2 separate regions of the Mus musculus genome follow, and region 2 is linked to region 1. Evidence: chromatin loops called from intact Hi-C (ENCODE). Cell type or tissue: left cerebral cortex. All regions are shown on one strand.

The links. A loop is a pair of places that touch in the nucleus more often than their neighbours do. Peaks named below come from ENCODE experiments on the same cell type or tissue, not always from the same donor. Only the 100,000 strongest peaks of a DNase experiment are listed, where the experiment ranks them.
Region 2: it touches region 1 in a loop (2.2-fold over the local background); 2 of 42 quality-filtered maps call a loop at or near these places.

The regions. Positions count from the first base shown.
Region 1 is chr10:20,152,382-20,160,381 of GRCm38, forward strand. It overlaps a transcript of Map7 not described here. Among named protein-coding and RNA genes, the nearest start is that of Map7, 15 kb to the right of the region's middle. In left cerebral cortex, no CTCF peak of the experiment used is centred here; DNase peaks (open chromatin) are centred at 3,155 and 5,154; H3K27ac peaks cover 783 bases.
Region 2 is chr10:20,237,347-20,245,346 of GRCm38, forward strand. It overlaps Map7 (microtubule-associated protein 7), which reads left to right. Exons shown (of 18, transcript NM_001358787.1): 4 at 7,924-8,000. Among named protein-coding and RNA genes, the nearest start is that of Rpl32l, 33 kb to the left of the region's middle. In left cerebral cortex, no CTCF peak of the experiment used is centred here; DNase peaks (open chromatin) are centred at 3,636 and 7,939.

The sequences.
Region 1 (8,000 bases):
TGTCACCTAGTATGATTCCAAGCTATGGAAATCAGCTACACAGAGCAAATCCCATTTGCCAACCTCCTTTAAAAAGACCACAGAGCTAAAGTTTCATGCTGCTTTTGATTAATCTGTGATGCCCAAAGTCTGATGTGCAAGGAATAAATTAATGCCCATATGTTTTGGTGAGATCTGTTGCCATTCTATTGGAAGATATTACTTACAACCTAGAATGGAGTTTGTTTGTTGTTGTTGTTTTTAAAAATCAGGATTCTTGGTGGAAAGACTTAGACTCCCCCCCTCCCCCTTTTTTTTAACATTTATTTATTTTATGTATATGAGTACACTGTCACTGTCTTCAGATATACCAGAAGAGGCCATCAGATCCTATTACAGATGGTTGTGAGCCACCATGTGGGTGCTGGGAATTGGAACTTGGGACCTCTAGAAGAGCAGTCACTGCTCTTAACCACTGAGCCATCTCTCCAGCCCAGACTTAGACTTTCTTACTGTGGTCATGTATCTTGTATGAAATTTTCCAGAGTAAAAAGTGATCTTTATTTAAGCCAGAAGGGCCTCTGTTGTCCCCAAATAAGCATAGAAAGTAGACACTCAGGTTGTGCTTATGCTGTGACGTAAGCCCCTCCCTATTGAAATTCAGATCCTAGAAGCTAGAATTGCTGCTGCTTCAGGGGGCAAACTTCACATCTCGCTAAGTCAGTGGTTCTCTCCTGAGAACCACTGGTAAGTTGAAGAGAAGTCAGCTGTTGTCATAGCTTAGGTATGTGTGTGAAACGCAAATTTACACTGGCATGGTCTCTAAAGAATTCACACACTTGTGTCATGATACCTGAAAACAAATTATTCGAAGAGCTTTAAAAAACATACTCAAGTCTTGTTAGTACAAGAACTAAAGACATCGAGGCTTAGACTAATTTAACCAAGAATGTGTACTTTCCATGGGTTATTAAAATGACGGAGTTTGGAAGGTTGATGAATATGATCTTTGAGTTTAGTAAGGAAATCCACAGGCCAATGTGTACGGGTCGTGAGGGTTCAGTGGAGGAAGGATGGACCACTCTGGCTGTGGTCATCCCGGAGCACCTGCTGCAGCTAGCACTTAACCGCCAAACAACAGGGAGTGATGTGTGGTCAGAGGGAGGAGGAGGGGAAATAAAGGCATACAGGAGAGGAGCTAAAGTTTCTTGACAGGACAAATGTGAAAGGCTCAAAGTGAGTGTTCAGGGAAATCAGTTAGGCATGATGGATATGTTGAGGCCAAAGGTCAAGCCAAGAGGCTAGAACAGTATTGTTGGAGCAGGAAGGCTTGTCTTGATAAAGCTTTGTTAATCAGAATTAAAGAGCTGGGTTGCACAATTAGCACAAACACACCCTCTCCTAGGGAGGTCCTTTTCCTCCTACCCTGCCCATTTGGGACAGCTGTGCTTGAGTTCGGGAGGTGCCGGTTTGCTCTGGAACCTGGAAGGAGAGCTTCTTTTCAGAGCAGCTGTGTAGACCAGATGGAGGAAGAAAGGAGAGAGAGTTTGGTCTCCAGACTTAACTCTGAGGTCCCTGGATAGAGCTAGGTAGGCACTGGCCTGTCAGTGGGTATAAAAAAAGGAGGCCGGTTTGGGACTCTGAGATGTCAGAGGATCACAGGTAAAAAGAAGACACAAGGCGATCCACTTTTAATTGGTTCATTAGTTTAAGCTTGACCCGAACATATTAGTGAGTACAACTGAGTAAAAGAAAAGGTGGAAAAGTGTCAGTAGTGATGCCAGATAGTTAACTGGTGAACCTGCAGGAACAGACACGAGGTCAGGTCTGAAGGCCACTCCAGGAAAGATCAGAAAGAAAAACTGCAGACAGGATAGACAACCATTCAAAATGGAGGAGGGACAGACAGCCAAGTCAGAGAAGTGAGAGATGCCCAAGAGGGACAAAAAGGTCAAACATTCCAAAACTGAAATGATATTTTAAAGCCATTACTTTGGATTGAGGTTTCCACTGGTTTCTCCTAGCAGAGGAATTTCAGTTGGTCCAAGAGTTGGGGGCACATCCTTTATAATAATGATTAATAGATTGAGCATTGGAAAGATGAGATAGCCCAGTAGACCGTTCCATAAAAGTTGCCAGAAAAAAAAAATCAATACATTAGAAATTCTCGAATAAGTAGAGGTGGGTTTTTTGTTTTTGGTTTTTTTGTTTTTTGTTTTGTTTTGTTTTGTTTTTTCTGAGACAGGGTTTCTCTGTATAGCCCTGGCTGTCCTGGAACTCACTTTGTAGACCAGGCTGGCCTCGAACTCAGAAATCTGCCTGCCTCTGCCTCCCGAGTGTTGGGATTTAAGGCATGCCCGGCTAGTAAAGGAGTTTTTAATTGTTTTTTAAATGTGTTGTTTCAGTAGACTGTCAACGTAGCTATAGATGTATAACCATCACTGTCGATAGGGCTTAGAGTCTTGTCTTCCAGAGCTCCCTCTGGCTCATTTCCCACCCACTGATCTATTTTCCATCTTTGCTTTGACTTTTCCCAGAGTCTTAAGTGGAAGCATACCATGTAACCTTTGCAGGGGTGCCGCCCCCCGCCCCCACAGCCTAATGTATTTGAGATCTGAGCACACCGTGATGTGCATTGGTAGTTCCCTGCCCTAGCACCTAGTGCTTCCCTGTCCCCAACTTAAGGACGTCCAGTCACTCCTAGGTTTGGGTAGGAGAAACAACTGTTGCAAATATTCGTATGTTGGTTTTTACGTCACTGGTTTCATTTATGGCAGATACTTACATTGTTGTCTCCAATGTGATTGTGTAAGACGTTGCCACTTCTAGGGTGGCTGTACACCTTTTTCTGTGAGCGTCCTGTGAGATTGTTCTGCATCCTTTTCGGCCCTTGTATATTTTGTTGATTTGATGGTTTTCATTTTAGTCACTCCACTAAGTTTTTTAAGTAAGCTGTAATTGCTTCAAAGTGAGATATTTTTTGCTTGATGCTAATGCAGTCTCTGAAATGAGGTCATGTTGAGCCCAGAACCCAGGGTTCTGTTTGGTGGCTTGCTGTTCTGTGATTCTGGGAACTGAGCTCAGGGCCAGGTCCATATCAGACAAGTTCTTGATCACCAGCTATATTCCCAGCTCTAGAGTCTGTCTGACGCCCATCTTGGCTTCATCTCCTTTTCTCTTATCCCCAAGGCCTTTCTTCCTTCCTGTGCAGCCTGTGCTCTGAGATTGTGAGCCGACGCACTTTCACACAGAGGACCCGTGCCAGTGCCCTTCTCTCTCCTCTCCGGGGCATCTGTACTCTCATCCCTAGACCTGACAAGGAGCTTTTGTATTAGAATATTGTAAATAGCCTGGCGTGGTGATGCTGGCCTGCAGGGCGGGCTCCCCTCATGGTCTCCATGAGTCTACATAGTAAGTACCAGGCCAGCTAGTGAGACCCTGGATCTAGAAAAATGAAAAGAAAGCAAGCTGGGAATACTGGTTGTATATCTTGTCTTGTGATCCCATTTCTTGGGACTCACTCTGTTATCAAGATGAATGCTTTGTGTTAATCTCCAGTTTGTGAAATGCTCTCAGTGCCTGTAGTCTGTCGCTGAACTCTTTATCTCTGTCAGGGACCAGGTCTTCGTGCTTGTTGCAGTGAGACTTGTTCTCCAGTTTAAGGCTCTACTCCCCAGCAATGTGCCTCCTACCGCCTTACTATTATAAATTACTATTTATAATTTTCCTTATAATGTTTAGTTGTTTGCAATGTAAATTAAATGACATTTCACTGCTTTTTCCTGTTAAGGATTATTCTCTTTAATATGTATTTAAATTCAGAACTAGTTGAAAAATTAGATTTTTTAATTAGGTGTTACTTCAAGTTTTACTTTTTCATTATTTCTTGTTTATGTGTATGTTTGAGAGTATAGCGTGTATAATTCGGGCATATATATGAGTGTGTAAGGTTTATACACCTGTGCGTGTTAATGTGGCTGGACTGCTTCATCACTCTATGCCTATTCCTGAGACAGAAACTCATTGATTAAGGAGGCAAGCCTCGCCCCCAGTCCTTCTGTCTCCACCTCACAGCTCTGGAATAATAGATGCACCCATTCATACTGCATTCACACCGGCTTTCTAGATGGATACTGGAGATTCAACTGGGGTCCCACACTGACTCACAGACATCTTATTCACTGAGCCATCTCTCCAACCCTTTTTCTTTTTTTCTCTAGAGCTACTAGGGATCAGATACAGGGAGGACCTTTTGCATGTTAGGCAAATGCTCTGAACTGAGCTGCACCCCATGATAATGACTTTCAATGCTAATTTGCAGATATGTATGTTTTTGACAACATGAAAATAACTAAGTTTAAAAAAATAAGTCAAAGTCAGCTACATTCAGCATGTCCTCCTCTTGGATGCTCCCACAGAGCTAGTTATGAGAGCCACATTGATTGCTGCACTGTTTAAAATAGCTAAGAAACGGAACTGGCCTAGACGTCCATCAGTAGGCGAAAGGATAAAGAAACTTCACTGTGGCCCAGTGAAGCATGGTGGCCAACACCTTTAATCCCAGCATTTGGGAGGCACAGGCAGGCGGGTCTCTGAGTTCAAGGCCAATCTGGTCTACACAGTGAGTTCCAAGACAGCCAGAGCTATACAGAGAAACCCTGTCTCGAAACCGCCACCCCCACCCCCACCCCAAAAAAAGCAGGACTCAGACGAGTATATTTTCTGTACTATATTGAATTTAGACTTCATAGTGTGTGTGATGAAAATGTACCCCTGTAGTCCTAGTGCTTGGAAGATGGGTGCAGGAGGGTCAGAAGTTCAAGGCCAGCCTTGGCTACAGGAGATTCTATTTTAAGAAACTGTCTGGGGAGGAGATCAAGAGTGAATGCAAAGAAATCTAGAGGGGGTGGGGAGTAATTGAATTCCTGTGGAGTAGCATGCCAGCTGAGCTGGGGCATTTAGGGAGGGGGAACCAGCAACGTGGGGGTGGGTAGGGGGACAAGCCCTGGAGATGAATGAAGACAGTATAATATGCGTATGGAAAGGCCAAAATGAAACTTTGTGCGAGCTTAATATGAAAAGCCAGTTGCCTGAGAAAAAGCCCAGGGTTGGCAGAACTAACCAGACAGTACAGGTGGGCACAGCAACCCGAAGGAAAGAGTGGGAACTTGCAAGTAGATGCCATCTGTGAACTGCACTTTGCAAGATTGTTAATAAAATCCTGGGTCTAAGTTTAGAACATTACCGTATGAGGTACCTTAAAATTCTGTGGCTTTCTAACAATTGCCAGCCAAACCTCCTTTTTAAAGTTGGCTTTCTGGTATCAGACCCATCCTGTACTGTGTTGTAAAATGGGGTCACTGACACCACATCGAATATAGAAAGAAGCTAGACTCTAGGGTAAGTTCAAATTTCAAGGTAAAATTCTAGCAAGAACCCCCTTTCTCCAAACCATGCGGGATAGCGCTGAAATGCATAATTATTTATCTTTTTTTTTCTTTTTCTTCCCGAGACAGGGTTTTTCTTTGTAGCCCTGGCTATCCTGGAACTCAATCTGTAGACCAGGTTGGCCTCGAACTCAGAAATCTGCCTGCCTCTGCCTCCCAAGTGCTGGGATTAAAGGCGTGCGCCACCACAGCCCAGCTAATTATTTACTTATAAATCAGATGAATTCCTATTGCAGGAAGCTTGACTGCTTCTCAAGATTTTAATCTGGATGGGTGGTTCTCGGAAGCTCCTGACCTGAGACTTCTGTGTGGCAGACTGGACAGACAGGCCCGGGGCGCCTGCTTTCTGCATTCCAGCTGATTGTTTCTATACAAGGTTCTAAGTTAGCCCACAGCTAACTTGAATAAGGCTTACTCCTTGGGCAGAAGGTCATGTTGTTGGCACTATTGCTGAGGTCACCTGCTAGAACACCATAACTTCAGATCAGGGGTTCTTAGTTTTGGCAAAAAAGTTAAAATCACTTGGGACCTAGAACCCCATGGTGCCCAGGCAATTGTCAAGAGGATCAAGCAGGTGGCAGCCAGGTGGTGGTAGTGGGTTTAAAACTCCCCAGGCGCCTCCTGTGTGCAGACCATGCTGAAAGCTGGTTTCAACCCCACGTCCCACCTTGAACTATTCTGTCGGACTGTCTGGGTAGGTTTAATTTGGAGGTGTGAGGTAGACCTTGCTTCCAGTGACTACATGGACAGTCTTAACAGCTGTTACCCTGAATTTTGTAGACTTTGCTTCATTTTTCTCCCCAAAACCTTTTGAAGTGAATATAGATGAAATTAGGTGTGAGTACATTCTCGTGGACAGTATAACACTCTCAGTGGCACACTTGTATACTTTATATATAAATGTGAAGTAGACAGAATGGTATATAAGGAGCTTTTTTCTCTTTTTCCTTTAGTGTTCAGTCTTCTTCCTTCTCTCCTCAAAAACGGGAAAGGTTAATTTGGAATAAGTAGATGGCAAGAAGTTTTCCCGAGGAGTTTGTGATGACCCTGTGGCCTCTAACCACCTTGGTTCTTCAGCATCTATTAATAGCTGACAGGATGCGTTCCTCTCCATCTGCTCTGTTTGAGCCTCCTGTGGGACTGGATGCTGATGGCCTTCAGGCCACTGTGCCCTCCCTCCCTCTCCCTCCCTCCCACCAGGCGCTTGCTCCTTGCTCTTTTCTCCACAGGATGCTTCACACTCCAGATATCACCTTCAATTACTCTCTGATACCACAATACTTCATGTGCTGAAATGTCTGGAGGGGCTTCTGTGTCAAGTTTGTGTCTGTTGCTGCATATTTGCAAAGCCAGATCTAAGCAAGGCCTTGCTCCTAAAACTAAAACTGCTCAGGAGTAATACTAATTTTGGTACAAGGACACTGGAGCCTCTACCACTTACTACTGCCTGTGGGATCTTGACAAGTCACATAAGCAACCATCTCTACCTTTTAAAACTGAAGGCACAGTAGTACCAGCCTCTCTGGGAAGAAATGAGTTAAGATGGAGAAGCATCCATGACACAGTGAAGTATGAACTGTTTATTATAAAGGATTAATACTGCGTCACCATGCAAAGACGGGCATACCCTGACATGCTGCCTTTCTCAAGCAAGGTTCTACTTAAATTGGTGAGCTCACCCTAGAGAGGGCGTCGGAATGCAGTGCTGACTCAGAGCTAATTGTAGCTGTGTGACCTCACTGGACCAGGTAAGGCCTGGTATAAAAGGTGCCACCAAGGCAGCTTTTCACCTGTCCACATGTGACTTAGCGTTCTGTTAGAAGATGGCTCTGTTCTGGTCTGCAGGATGCTTGGATTATGTTGTGTCTTTGAGGCACTAACAGCAGCACCTCTTGGCTCATTTTCATTTTCTTTTATCTTACACAAAGTGATTTTATTATTTTAAGTTCTTAAAATATTGCTACAAAAGTTAATATGTTTAAGCCATGAAGATAGACTTCCATTCCCTTTGGAAGGTGAGGATGGGCTTCTCAGACCCATTTGAGCTAAGGTATCCCTCTGTGGGGAACATGGGAGGCTGGTGTAGCTCATCTTCTACTAGGCTTTCAGGAGAAGCAAGAGACAGTTCGGCTTCTTCAGACAAAATGAAGCAGAGTGCTTCAGAAAGTGATTTCATTTCTGAAAGTCACCAGTTTTAGAAAAAACTTCCTTAAGTCGCAAAAGCCCTGGTTGTATGGGGTCCAGGTGCAAGACACTAATTTCTCCTTTAAGAAATGATTTGTGAGGGCTGGAGAGATGGCTCAATGGTTAAGAGCACTGACTGCTCTTCTGAAGGTCCTGAGTTCAATTCCCAGCAATCACAAGGTGGCTCACAACCATCCGTAACAAAATCTGACTCCCCTCTTCTGGGGTGTCTGAAGACAGCTACAGTGTACTTACATATAATAAATAAGTAAATCTATGAAAGAAAAAGTCTTTAAGAAATGACTTGTGAAACTAGACTTGGTTGTAATATAGGTTTTATCTCATTTAGAAAAAAAAAACTTGGCAAAATTAAAATGTGTCGCTGCCTCA
Region 2 (8,000 bases), 85 kb after region 1:
GTGTGTGTATAAAATATTGATACAGATCTTGTTGACCTTCTAAATATTTAGCTTATGTTGGCTTTCATAGCTAAGTTTAAAACTGTTCTAGAGATTTATCAGAATGTGTTTTCAAAGTAACACAATAATATAAAAATGACTTTGGCCTTGGAACAAATTTCACTTAGCTGAGGTAATTATATAAGACTCTGCCCTTCCAGCCATAGCTTTACTTTGCCTTTTTCTCCATCCTAAGTCTAATGTGTTACCATATAATCGAGAGCAAAATCCTCATTTCAACCTGGTATAGGATGTTCATCTCAAATTAGTATTCATTAACAGACAACCAGTAATGGTGTGGCCCAAGCTAATGCTGTGTGTGAGGTCCCTTTTCATTTCACTTAACATCATTTGTTGAACAGCTTTCTTTTGAGCAAAGGTTTGGAAACTTTAGTCACCTAAAAAGGAGAGACAGAGGGCAGAAAGGGAAAGGAGGAGAGAAATGTGCCAGAGTCCAGAAAGCAATCCTCTGAGTAGTTAGTTTCTCAGCCAGACTGCAAGTGTGCAAGCTTAGCACCTCTGTGGCCAGTCGTAGCCCTGCACTCCCAACTCAGGCACTTGGTGCATCGCTCTACTGAAGTTCCTAGACCCTCGGGTCAGGAAGAGGCAGCTCTGGATGCAGTTGCCTCCTGTGAACACGGGCCTGGGCAGTTGTGTCGTGAGTCAGCCATTTGGAAGACCTGAATGCTTATTTATGGATGGTTTCGGTAAGCAGGGTCTGAATGAAGATCAGATGGATACTGTGGCAAACTCTTTATCTTTTTACTGCTAAGTTTACTTTGCCCTTAAGTGAGAAAATAAAGATCCTAACCCTGAACAGTAAGAATCCTGTGGGCATGATAAAGTCTAAGGGTGACACTGAGTAATGGGGACCTTCCCTATCTCTCCCCACGTGGAGGAGGAACATCAGTCACCAGGAGGAGTTCCAGCTCAGACATCTTAACAGAATGGCTCTTTGTGCTTCCAGAGTCGGACAATCCCGAGTCTAAACTCCAGCTCCAGCACTCACATGTCCTGAGTTGGAGAGCAAGTTACCTTGCTCCCTGTCTCTCAGGCCTGTACATGACTCGGGTCAGCATGAAGTATGAGCTGGGCCTCTTTCCAGGTGAAGGTAGCAATCCAGGAGCACGGCCTGTCAGGTGACTGAGTGCCTGGAACTCCAGGCCTGATGATTCTGGGGCGTGCTCCTAGGGAGGTCTCAGTGAGGCAGCTGTGACAAGACTCCACTGGTCAAGCTGGACTCCATTGATTGAGCAGCAGCTATATCTGATTAGAATTATGGGAACTTTATCTCTTCTAAGTTCTTGCTTTCTTATTTCAAGACCTCCTCCCCACACCTAAGGGGGTGCTACGGGGTTTCTGTATGTGTGAGTTTCTGTCCCAGCACCTCAGTTCCATTGGCCTTCAAGCACAGGGAAACAGGCAAAGTGGGAAGGCCTCTCAGACCAGAGACAGTGTGGGTGTCCTGCGAGGGCAGGTCAAACAGTTCTACATACTCTAATTACAGTTAAAGGGAAGACAGTGTTATCCCAGCTCTTGGGACACTGAGAGTAGAAGGTTTACCCAGAGTTCAAAACCAGCTTGGGCTACATAGTGACTTCCAGGCCTGCTTAAGCTGCAGAGTATGATTTCATCTCAAAGAATAAAATAAAATGTAACGTGGGAAAGCCTCAAATTACATTCATCAAGACAATGAAATGAAAGTCTTGATTGACAATCATTTACTCCTTAGCTCTCATTCCCTCCATCTCTTCCTCTTCTCCCTCCTCCTTCCTTCCTTCCATCCTCCCCTCCCTCCTGCCATCCCGCCCTTCTCTCCCTCCATTTTTCTCTCCCTCCTTCTCTCATAATTCCCTTCCTCCCTTCATTTTCCACCCACTCCCATGCTATGAATGGACCCCATGGCTTATTTTAACAAATCTAGTAAACACAGGCCAGAGCAGAGTAACCCTCGGGCCCCAGCAGTGGTAGCCCTCTGAATGGAGCTGGGGAACTCGCCTGCTTCTCAGGAAAAGCTTTGACAGAAGCAGCTTGACCAGCAGGCAGAAGGCGGTGTTGTGGACAGAGGCAGCAGCAGTAAAGGGACTGGGGTGGTCTAGGTGTGTGTTGATAAAGCTGCTTGGGATAAACAAATAGAGTAGGTGTGAAGATGTAAAGGACTAGACAGACTCAGATGCCAATGGAGCAGGAGAGAGAAAGCTGACAGCAGAGGGTTAGGGAAGGCACAGCTCAGTGCTCAGGAGTGACAGTGCCAAGCAGTGTCAAGCATCTGAAGGGCCCACAGAGGAGGGGCCTGTGCTTCCAGACCTTACTCACTGCTCCCAGTAGTCTGATGTGAGGAAAGACGACCCTGAGCAGGCTCTGCTTCAGGGTGGGAGAATGCGGGCAAAGCCCAGTGCTGCAGTCAGCCAAGTTAAAAGCCTGCTCTAGTTCTCTTGCTCCGTATGATCCTGGGAACACCAGCCCTGTCCCTGCTCTAGCTCTGCTCCGTATGTACGTTCTTGGGAACATCAGACCTCTCTGGATCTTGTTCCTCAGTTCAGCTCCAAGCCTGCTTTGTATAATGGTAATAGTTCTGCTTGCTACTTTTTTTATTTTCATTTCAAAACATGTCATGGGGTCTATTCATTATTCTCATGGCTCTGGTTGCTTCTTCCTTTCTATGGTGGAGCTCAGCTCCAGGGCCTCAGTGCTGGGCAAACGTGTCCGTGGAGACTGAGCTCTACTCTGAGCCTTTCAAACAGCGGACGTCTGATTACGTCTGGTAATCAAAACAAGCAACCTCAGTCTTACGATAGGATCGATACTGATTTTATTGCTGCCGTTTGGGAGAAAGGGTGGGGAAGATGGTAGGGGATAAAATGAGAGCTCAGTATGTAGAGCAGACTGGTCTCGAACTCCTGATACACTTGTTCAGCCTCCCGGGGACTGGGATTACAGACAGCATTGGCATGCCCAGATTCCTGTAGATTTTGAAAACCTCCCATCTCCTTTTTTTTTCTTTTATACGAAGGGGGTAGTGTATGTGGTCTGGAAGTGTGGGGGCTTGGTTTGATGCAAAGAAATGCTGTTCATTTCATAGTAGTAAACACTCTGGAAGGTCCGTGTGCTTTCTGTACTCTTAGCAGTTTTATTTTCACTTCAAAAGTCCTTAACTACTGCAACATTTACAGTTGTTGCCTAGGTTTCTCCCTCCCTTCCTCCCTCCCTCCCTCCCTCCCTCCCTGCCCTGTGTGTGTGTGTGTGTGTGTGTGTGTGTGTGTGTGTGTGTGTGTGTTTGTGTTGCTTAGGATCTGAATGTAGGGGCTCATACTCAAATTCTCACTCCAACCACATTAAATGAGAGAAGTATTTTCTACATGAGTGCTCTAAGTCCTGTAAAGTAACTTCACTCTCCATCCCTAGAGTATCTTACGTCTTCCCTCTCGCTTCCCACTTCTTAGAATCATGAGCTAAATTAAGCCACATCTCCTTCAAGCAGTTGATGGCATCCATGTGTTCTCCATTCTATTCCAGCAGGGAATCCCGTTCTCCACCTGTACATACATAAGCTTGCTCAGAAGGACCATGACGGGTGTAGGTGGGGTGTCCACCCCAGCCTGTGAGCAAGCTCACTCTTAGATATCTATCCTACCTGCATCTTCTGTTGGCTGACTGCTGTCTGTGGCAGTAGAACAGGAGTTACCAGGATTGACACACAGCCCATTATTCCGATTGCCGCCCCCACAGAAGAGCATGGCACTGGACCAAGTGTTGTAAATGTTACATGAGCTCATCAACAGTCCTGACCGGAAGTCGGTACTGTAGTGATTTCAAGAAGAGAGCCTCACACAGCATTACTTGTCTTCTGGTCCATAGCTATTCAGTGGCAGGATATGGGTAGGCTCAAGTTCCTGCGCACCTTGTGTGTCTACCCCAGTACCGATTTTTCATTCTAAATTCTCTTTAACAAACAGGCACTGTGGGTTTCTAGATAGACTCCAGCCTGATAGCACATTTCCATGTTGTATAACACCAAAATCTTGCTACCGTTACTGTGCCATGAAAACATCCCGGTTACAGATGAGACTGAAGTCAGTCTTGCTCATGTTCTTATTACTGAAGCTTAGGGAGTGTCGTCCATTTCCTTTTTAAGAACCGAAGACCTAGGCATGAATTAACTTTAACGGATGAAGGTTAGCATTCCCAGTGTTTCGTGGTTTGTCTGGACACGCTCTTCTCTTACATAGGTGCATCTTGATGAAATTAAATGACTGTTGAGTACTTAAAGATGGAACCAGCTTTCTGGACACTCACTGCCCTCCTGGGCACTGCCCTCACAGAATTCCATGGGCTGGGTGGCTTCAGCGTCAGAATTACATTTTCTCACAGTTTGGAGTCAGGGAAGCCTCAGACCAGCGTCTCATGCCTGCTTAGGGCGCTCTCCTCAGAGCACCGGCATCCAGAGAAAACAAAAAATGGCTCAGCAGATAACCACACTTGCTGCAAGCCAGGAGACCTGTGCCTAATTCCACGTAGCCAAGTAAAGATGGAAGGAAAGAACCGGCTTCACAAAGTTGGTTTTTGATCTCCATATGTGCACTGTTACATAACATCACACACACACAGTGCCAGAGGGGGAAAGAGAGCACACGCCGTGTGTCTTCTTAAAAACAAACCCACAGATTCTATCAGATGGGCCTCCCTAGGGACCCATTTGATATTTCTCTTATGTTTATAGATTGGCTTCTTGAAAACAAGGTCTTCTGCGTAGCCCAGTGCCCTGGAACAGTGGACTTCCCTACCTTCGCCTCAATGCTGAGGTTGTAGGCATGCACCACTGTGCCCAGCCACTTCCGTCTTAATTACCTTCGACAGGACTTGCCTCCCAATACAGTCATGGGGATTAGAGCTTTAACATGGGAGTTTGGAATTAGGGGACACAATTCAGTCTATAGCAACTTCTGGTTTTTTTTTTTTTCAGTTTGTTTTATGTTCAGAATTCTTACTGAAAAAAATGTTCAGCCTCAAAACTATAGGTTAATACTTTATTTTACTAACGTTCATAAGTAAACTCTCAATTCTTAAAATAGTTTAAAAGGCTGCAGGAACCATGCTGAGCAGCTCATCCAAGGGCTCCAGCAGGTGCTGCAATGACCAGGAAGTAGTGTTTGGTTTCCAACATTGTTTGCCTAGTCTCGCTGTGACCGTTTACAGACAATTGTTGTACTTTGGGGGGGGGGGGCGTGCAATAGAATCTCCATGACCTGTTAGAGGCAGGAGTAGAAGCAGGGCTGTAGCTCCTGGGGGCCATGCTGACCTACTGTGAGCGTGCAAGGCTGCAGGTCACCCCAGGACCCCCAAATGTTCTCAAAGAAAAGGTCTTCAAGGGATTATTTGTTGTAAAATTAATCACTTAGATGACAATGTACATCTACGTCCAGCCTTTAATTTTTTAGTTACGATGTTGGTGACAAAGGTGGAAGTTGTGGACAAATTTTCCTAAGTCCAAAGAACTGTGTACTACTTGAAGTATAATTATGGTTTAGTCCTTGTAATTGCGTAAAAGCCCCTATGTTTCCCCACAACTTGCTCTGATAGAACTCATTCCAGGTAGCTTACCCAAGATTGGGTGGACCAGTCAGTAGTTCACAGTGAACCAGGAAGTAATTCTTAAGATGCTTTTCACAGTGAACTAGGAAGTAATTAATTATTAAGATGTTTGGATGTGTTCAAGTGGTTGAAACTTACTCTGGGAGACGGGGAACAACCTTTGCTACATAGAAAACAGAGCTTAGGAAATGCTAAAGTGTTAGCTGTCAGGTTAACTGCAGGAGACCAGTGTAGCAGGTCTCTTCACATACCAGTGGACCACTTAGCTTAGATCTACCTGCAGGTTTATTAGAAATGGAAATTACTTGTCCTCAACACCACAAAAAATAAAAAACAAGTGTCCTTTTGTTGTTAGAAACCAGAACATGAGGATTGGAGCCCATGGATTTGATTCTTTCTAACTGGATGCTTTTGCCCTTATAACCCGCAGACTTCCAAAGGTTATGGTGATATGCTTGCCAGACGTGAGGTCACTGCCTTCAAAAGTGGATTCGCTGGAGACTGAGCAAGAGTAGAGAGGGAACGCAGAGCAAAGAGGGCGGGCTAACTGGAGTAGCTCTGTTGCGAACAGGGCGAGGAGAGCAAGCAGGAACTTAGCAGGCAGAGGAGTCTTCATCCAAAGAAACAATTAGTCACAAATGTTTACTGCATTCCATTGCTGCATTGAAATGCTGGGATCAAGCCTAGGGCCTCCCAGATGCTATTCCCACTGAGCCTCTCCCTAAGAGCTGCCACTATAGGGCCAGATATAGTGGTGCACACCTTTAATCTCAGCAACTGGGAAGCAAAGATAGTCAGATTTCTGAGTTTGATGCCAGCTTGGTCTACAAAACAAGTTCTGGATAGGTAAACTTACACAGAGAAGCCCTGTCTTGAAGAAGAAGAAGAAAAAAAAAAAAGGGCGGGGGAGGAATAGACCACTCTAATGTATGTTTCTGTGTGTCATTAAAAGCTTGCCAATAAGGTACCTATGTAGAAAATCCAACTTTATGTACACGAGTTTATCTAGCTGTCAGAATTCTGTGCTCCTGTTAAGTTTCAAGATGGCCTCTGACTATGGCTTTAGTCATTCAGAGCATGCTTTATAGAACACAATAGTAGGTGCTCTTCCTTTTTTTTTTTTTCCAGTTTTTAACATGAGCCTGGGAGTCTCTCTGGGGCCGTAGGTAGGAGCTTTGGAAACTAGCTTCCTCGAGTTTGATCAGATGACTGAAGTCCAAGTGGATGTGGTGGAGGCTAGGTATGGCCCTGCAGCAGAGCTGTGGGGAAGCCTGCCACCCCAGCTCTCCTCCTCTCTGCCCTGGATGGCTCAAGGCAGCCTCACCTTGAACTGACCTTGTCCTTTCACCAACAGCAAGCCAGTTCAGCTCTTTGAGAAGGTTTATGTCCTCAGATACTAACTTTGAGAAATAGCTAATGCTGCAGAATTGCAAATGACATTGACCCTAGTGTAGTAGCACACACCTACAATGGTGGTACAGGCAGGACTAGGAATTCAACAGTTATCCTAAAATACATAACAAGTTCAAGGGCTACATAAGATTCTGTCTCAAAAATCTAAAGTTTTTTTGGTCCAAATTTTGGACATTCTCACATACAGTGTTAATAATACATGGATTTTTAGTTATCATGGTCGGAGGAAACCTCATATGTTAAAGTAGCTGTGAGGACAAGTTTACTTCCTGAGATGGGAAAGGAACATATAAAGGAGAGAAAGGTCTTCCATCATTGAGCAATTGTTCTTGGTTCTTTATGTGTATTTGTATGTGTATGTGGGTATGTTTGGAGGTGCATGTTGTACTTGCGGGTGTGCATGCACATACACAGATGCACGTGGAAGCCAGAGGTGTGTGTGAGGTGTCACTTCTTAGAAGCCATCTACCGTGCTTTTGAGACACGGCTCTCATTATGATCTTGCCAATTAAGCTAGCTGGCCAGTTGGTGTAGGGTTCTGCCTGTTGCTGCCTCTGCCTCCCAAGTTGGATGCTGGGGAAGGAACTCGGGTCCTCATGCTTGCGTTGGCGAGTGCTTTTACACGCTGGGCCATGTCACTTTTTAAAAAGAGATTATGGAACTGTTGATTCCGGAGCTTAAGGGCATGCAGGCTGTGCCCCCAGAGAGCTAGCTATACACGTTCCTAAAGAGCAGAATCCAGGGCAACCTCCTTGGCATAGTGAGAAAAGCAAAGGCTGTGCCAGATTGTACGTGCTCACAGAGCTGGGTTCACTCACCAGCACCAGCCATTCAAGTTCTAAGCTGCCATGTGTTGGATCTCCCTGTTTTTCCCCAAAGCTGCACGAGAAACCGTCTGGCTAGAGAGAGAAGAACGAGCCCGGCAGCACTATGAGAGACATCTGGAGGCGAGGAAG